Linked DNA regions of Homo sapiens: region 1 is linked to region 2. A link is an interaction called in ENCODE POLR2A ChIA-PET data of the cell type or tissue named here. Cell type or tissue: OCI-LY7. All regions are shown on one strand. Each heading gives the region's core, and the rest is flanking DNA. Links, peaks and the distances in the headings are about the cores only. Region 1 overlaps NOL8 (nucleolar protein 8). Region 2 overlaps WNK2 (WNK lysine deficient protein kinase 2).

Region 1 (2,917 bases), core at 264-2,763, 970 kb before region 2:
ATATTCCGTCAGCCAGATTTTTAAAATTCCTTCACTCTGAAATTTCTTCTTTGTCAGCTAAAACTGTTTTCTGGGTCAGTTTCCTTAGGTGAGCCTTGTTCACATTCAGTATCAAAACCAGCTGACATTTATTATTTTGGTTTCATTTTCCTTTTTGCGTCTTTATGTTTCTTTCGACAATCCTAGGAAAAAAAAAAGACTTGGTTAGCAATAAACAAATTGTTTTTAAGATGTTCAGTAGATAGAAGTAAAACAGGTTATTCTCACTGTCAGGGCTGTGGAAACCTATTTTGAAAGTGCTCTTTTGAAATGAAGAGGGGATATTGGCATTTTTGGCATTAACTGTTTATAATGGGAACTATAATTCAGTCTTTAAAAATCTGATGCTTTCGTGTTACTTAATAGGCTTGGCTGGATTCTGAGACCAGTCACTCAATTGAGCCAGTCTGCAGTCTCCTCACCTATACCATTCATGAGTTCCCTTCCAGGACTGTAATTCTAGATAGGTAACATGTCTATTTTAGGAAATAATATGGAGAAACAATTACTCACCATACGCAGGTTGGTTGTTCTGGCCTCCCAAGAGTTCCTGCTCATATTACTTCCTACTCCTCTCCAGAATAAGTCAGAACCTATTAGGGGAAAAAGAAGAAAGATGAGGCAGCAAACTACTACTAAAATTGGTAATATTCTAAGTGTTGGCATTATCAAGGTCTCGAATACCAGTTAAGATCATTCTTTTCCCTCAGTTTCTACCTATTTTCAAAAATTAGTATTTTTTCTTTCCAAATGAAAAATATAATATTGCTTTTACTGTTTATATATATCATTTACTATTATGTAACTTTGTTTATGCTAGGCTTTAAGAAATGAGCTCCCCAACAGCCTGAGTTTTCACATGGAATTTATGGCACTAAAACTTAGGGGTTTTATATGTCTAACATCTAAGGAAGCCCTTGGAACAAAACAACCCTTTGTTGATGAGAATGAGCGGGCAAAGAAAGTGGTGAGTGGGGAGCTCTCAGACCTTGACAGCTTTACAAGTTAACATTCATCAGTGTGAACAAATGGGGTTAAACCACATGACATTACCAACGGTCAAAATTCCTGGATGTGAATTACTGTAGCTGTATTATTACCTGTTCTATGTATGTAATTTGATGAAAAAAATGGACTGACCTTGAAGTCGTTCATCATTCTTAGAGAAAAAGAAAAATCTAGTGGTCTCTTTCTCAAGTAATGATGCTTCTCTGAAAAGAAAGGGACAAAGGAGAGAGAAAAATAGGTATTGGTTGGTTTAATTTCAATATTTAAGAAGAAATATTTACATTCAAAACATAAATACACTATTTCTTAAATATATCTTTTTTCATTTCCCCCTAGAATCCAGGTGAGCGAGACTCTTAAATATATCTGCTTTGTATTTTGTGCATTTTGCCCTGAGTTAAAACAACCCTCCCTCTAACATTCTTCTATCTGAAGCTTTGATAATGAAGACTTGTTTAAGTAGAACCTCTATCTTTCCTGTGTTGGTTGCTGATACTCTCACTCCCACCATTGCTACCCCATTTGCCAGTGCCTCCCATGGGTAGGCACCCAGTCAACTGCAACATCCTGTTTCCAGACCAGTGACTTCACTGTCAGGCCACCTTCCCTTTTCTATGCACAAACTATCTTCCCCTTAGTGCTATCCAAATCTCATGGAAAAGGAAACACACTCTCCATTATAAAAAGGCTAGAGAACACTCTAAAGAAACTGAGATGTCCAGGCTCAGTGGCAGGGCGCCTGTAATCCTAGCACTTTGGGAGGCCAAGGTGGGCAGATTACTTGAGGTCAGGAGTTCGAAACCAGCCTGGCCAACATGGTGAAACCTCGCCTCTACTAAAAATACAAAAATTAGCCAGGTGTGGTTGGCACGTGCCTGTAATCCCAGCTACTTGGGAGGCTGGGACAGGAGAATTGCTTGAATCTGGGAGGCGGAGGTTGCAGTGAGCTGAGATCATGCCATTGCACTACAGCCTGGGCGACAGAGCAACACTCCGTCTCAAAAAAAAAAAATAAAATAAAAAAAGAAGCTAAGACAATTTAGTTGTCATGTGAAGAGAAGCTAAAATATTTCTAAAGTATGTCTAATTCAGATTTTACAAATTATGAACTATGCCTGCAAAGAAACAAATTGTTTACCCAGGACTGGAGTTTCTGTGATCTGTTTCTTCAGTAACATCTTCCTCTTCTGAACTGCTGTCTTGTAAACGAGGGTCTTCCTGCCAGACAATCTTTCCAGGTTTCACTGTTTCAACTCTGTAGGTCTCTATATCGTTATGACAACAAAAGATGATGGGATTGTAACTCCACAGCCAAGTATTTCTGAACACATTCATTTGATTACTTTTACCACGTAGACATATCTAAAGTTCCAATATGTTAATCATTAATTTAAAATAGTATCAAAAAAATAGGTAGTATCATCTTTTTAGATTTTTCAAATATTTTCAGAAGCCACTATCATAATTTTGGCATTGCTAGAATGATCTGATAAGGACAGCAGTAATATAAAAAAGGTTTAAAAAATAAAGGTTTATAAATGAGCTATATAATTTTTAAAAATGACACCTAAAATAACCATGGCATCTGTGCTTGCATGAGAAGCCTAAAATATAATAGGATACAGGGAAATCAGGTTTCCCTCTTGTCTATTTATAAATGAGAAAAGGAATATATCTTTACATTTTCAATACCCAAAACTTTTTGCTAGAACTGCTGGAAAAACTACTGCTATAAGATCAGGACAATCACCTCACAAGTCTTCAAAATTTCCCAAGTACTTAAAAAACATCTTTCAAGTTGCTGATGTCTTTAGGACTCGTTTCAAGGTCAATTTCTCACGTTTTGCTCTCAAAGTTAGAAAAACTATCG
Region 2 (2,917 bases), core at 277-2,776:
TAATCCCCCGCAGCATTAGAGAAATTCTTCTGACGCTTGCTACAGTGGTCGGGAAGACTTTATTCAGGACTGTGGCAATAAGCGAGAGAGAATGAGTTTAACTCCAAATGCAGCAGAGACCACAGGGGATTGGTAGCAGAGGAGCAGTGTGGTGATGGGTGGCTGGAAAATAGCTAAGAGGAGACATCAAGGTCAGGGATTCTGGAGAAACCCTCGTAACAGGATCCTTGCTGGGGGTGGGTGAGAGGCTTTGTTCAACCTCAAAGGTGGGAGATGAGGAATATGGTCAGATACAAAGGCTGGGAATTCTTTCTACAACTGGCTTAGGCTGAAGACATGATGGGGCCTAGTCAAGCCTAGTTGGAGGGTCAGAGGCGTGAGCTGCGCTTTGGTCAGGGAGGAGTCTTTGTCAGCAGCAAGCAGCTGGTTCGTCAGCGCAGCACAAACACCAGGTCCTCACTGGGCCACTGAAACTGGAGAACATTTCTTCTCTCATCTTACTGTGTTTTAAACCTGTGTCTTGTATTACTTTATACACATGTGTTTCAAACATGATAAAGCATAATAATAAAGTGAACACCCGTGAAGTTATCACTCAGCCACCAGCTGATGCTGCATGTGCGGCTGACGCTTCCAGTGCTTGCCTGCCCGAGCAGGAAGCCACACATGCGACATCAGCCACATCAGCCTGTGTCGTGTCCACTGGCCCCCTGGTTTTCAGTCTTCTTGTGTGTCTCTGTGTGTGAGTCTTTGTGAGCTGCACACATGTAAGTCCTGCACAGTAAGCAATGGGGCTATCTTTAGCTGTGTGCTTTGTAAAAATAGCATCTTCTCAGCCTTGTTTTTTTCACTCAGCACTCGGATACTCCTCTCATTTTATTGCTTTTTCTGCCATCTTAGTAAACCAAGTCACCTAACATACCTGTGTGAAGTAAGCATGCTACAGATATACAAATTTGGTCCATAAAAACAGCCCAGCAGCCCTCCTCCTCACAGCCCATTCCTATCCCAGGGACAGACTGGCTCCAGAGGTTCGAGTTGAAGGGTGGGTGTGTGGCCTGTGGGACAGGCGCTGTTTAGACAAGCTTCTGCCCGCCCTGTGGACTGTCTTTCTGTGAGTGTGAGGTACCAGCTGTCCCTGAATGTCCCATCAGTGGTTAGAGGTCGGCAGGCCTTGGGTTCATCATTCTGACCATGACGACCTTGCCAGCCCCTTAGTAAAGGTGGAACTGCAGAAGTTTCATTTAATTGGCGTGGATTCTAATGCCAGGTTTTACCTGGACCTTGTATTTTTAGATTTTTATTTTGTTTTCAAGTTAATTTTATTCTCAACATACTTGAAAAGAAACATAATAGGAAAACATTTTCTAGTTGCAAAGGGGTTCTAGTTCAGTTTTGTTTAGTGAAAATTTCACAAAATTGGAACGTTGCTTAAATTCTCGTATGTGGCACTCCAGTCACAGCTGGCTGGATGTTCCAACTTTGGCCACAGTGTACTCCTCTTAGACAACATTGCAGTCACATGTTACACTAAATTAAGTGGTGAATCACGGAACACAGCACAAGCCAGCACTTTGTCTGGAGGTGTATGCAGGTGGTGCTCCTGGGGTTGGGGTCTGGGGTGCCAGGGGAGTGTGGAGCGCAGAGGAGCTCTGCTTTTCAGCCAGCTGTTTATAGTAGGGCAGATGTGCCCATCCTAGAAGGGATCTGAGACCACAGATGCCCCAGGCAGGGCCTAGAGCATCTCGGTGACTGCAGAGGTGTCTGCCTGGGAGGAGGTGCCATGGCAGGAAAGGGGCAGGGTCTGGACCCCACTGGGTGGTGGCACAGGCTGACCTCTTCCATTGGTTATGGTTTTATGAGATGCACAGCATTTTCTCTGCCTGAATGGCCGAGGATTTAGCCAGAGCCGGTGTGAGCCCAGGGCCACATGCCCACTGTGAAAGTTGGAGACTGTGGACATCTCCTGAGCCCCTGGTCTGGAGGCTTCGTGGCATTCAGGCTGTGGTGTGGGACCTCCCCTCAGCCATGACAGGAGCTGCTCGTTGGACATCAGGCCACGCTTGCCTGTGTGCCCGGGCCATAGTTGAAGGTCAAAGCCTGAGGCTGGGAGAGCAGGGGGTGCGCAGACCGACAGGTGACATATGGCCATCCTGCTATAACCTTCCCGTCCCCCTGTTGCTTTCTGTCCCCCACAACCTCCTGCTGGCTGGAACCTTTGCCTTCAAATCCATCCTTCTTGTCTGTCATGACTGCCTGGGCACCTGTGCCCAGATGGACCCCCTCCCCTCTTCCCAGTCCCCGTCCTCGGCCCCCTGCATCCTATGCACTTACCTGTTCTGAAGATGGCTGGACCGGCCTCAGGGTCTGTAACCAGCTCCAGCTGGGGCAGGGCATTGCTGGCCCAGGTCCCATGCTTGGAGGAGGGAGTTGCTTCTCAAGATGAGGCTGCTCTCCTCCCATCCTGGGGCCATCCATGTCACTTGCTGAGCTGTCCAGCCCCTGTCTTGGGGACTGCACCCTTTCACCATTCTTCCCTTGGGGCCTGGTACAGGGTAGACATCCGTCAATCCAGATGAAGACCTAGGGTGGTCTTGGCCTTGCAGCTGGTCCTCACTGGCAGTATGTCCCTTTGCAGGTGGAGCATGACTTTATCCTGCAGGCCGAGCGGGAAACGTTCATCGAGCAGATGAAGGATGTCATGGACAAGGCAGAGGACATGCTCAGCGAGGACACAGACGCCGACCGTGGCTCCGACCCAGGGACCAGCCCGCCACACCTCAGCACCTGCGGCCTGGGCACCGGGGAGGTGAGGTTGTGAAATCCGGGGTGGGAGGTGGTGAGAGTGCAGTGGCTGGGCAGGTGGGCGCTGCAGCTCAGTGGGCTCATTTCTGACCCTCCACCTCATTCAGGAGAG

The links. Peaks named below come from ENCODE experiments on the same cell type or tissue, not always from the same donor. Only the 100,000 strongest peaks of a DNase experiment are listed, where the experiment ranks them.
Region 1: POLR2A ChIA-PET joins it to region 2 with 6 read pairs; 1 of 35 experiments calls an interaction of 5 or more read pairs at or near these places.

Annotation. Positions count from the first base shown.
Region 1 is chr9:92,297,705-92,300,621 of GRCh38, forward strand. NOL8 (nucleolar protein 8) reads right to left here. Exons shown (of 17, transcript NM_017948.6): 14 at 2,186-2,312; 15 at 1,180-1,250; 16 at 553-632; 17 at 1-182. The coding sequence ends at 132. Among named protein-coding and RNA genes, the nearest start is that of IARS1, 5.5 kb to the left of the region's middle. In OCI-LY7, for the core only: no CTCF peak of the experiment used is centred there; a DNase peak (open chromatin) is centred at 1,597; H3K4me3 peaks cover 1,053 bases; H3K27ac peaks cover 2,412 bases.
Region 2 is chr9:93,265,108-93,268,024 of GRCh38, forward strand. WNK2 (WNK lysine deficient protein kinase 2) reads left to right here. Exons shown (of 30, transcript NM_006648.4): 17 at 2,639-2,809; 18 at 2,913-2,917. LOC124902214 (a long non-coding RNA gene) reads right to left here. Exons shown (of 2, transcript XR_007061668.1): 1 at 2,335-2,917; 2 at 41-473. Among named protein-coding and RNA genes, the nearest start is that of WNK2, 82 kb to the left of the region's middle. In OCI-LY7, for the core only: no CTCF peak of the experiment used is centred there; DNase peaks (open chromatin) are centred at 694, 1,109, 1,684 and 2,614; H3K4me3 peaks cover 2,500 bases; H3K27ac peaks cover 2,500 bases.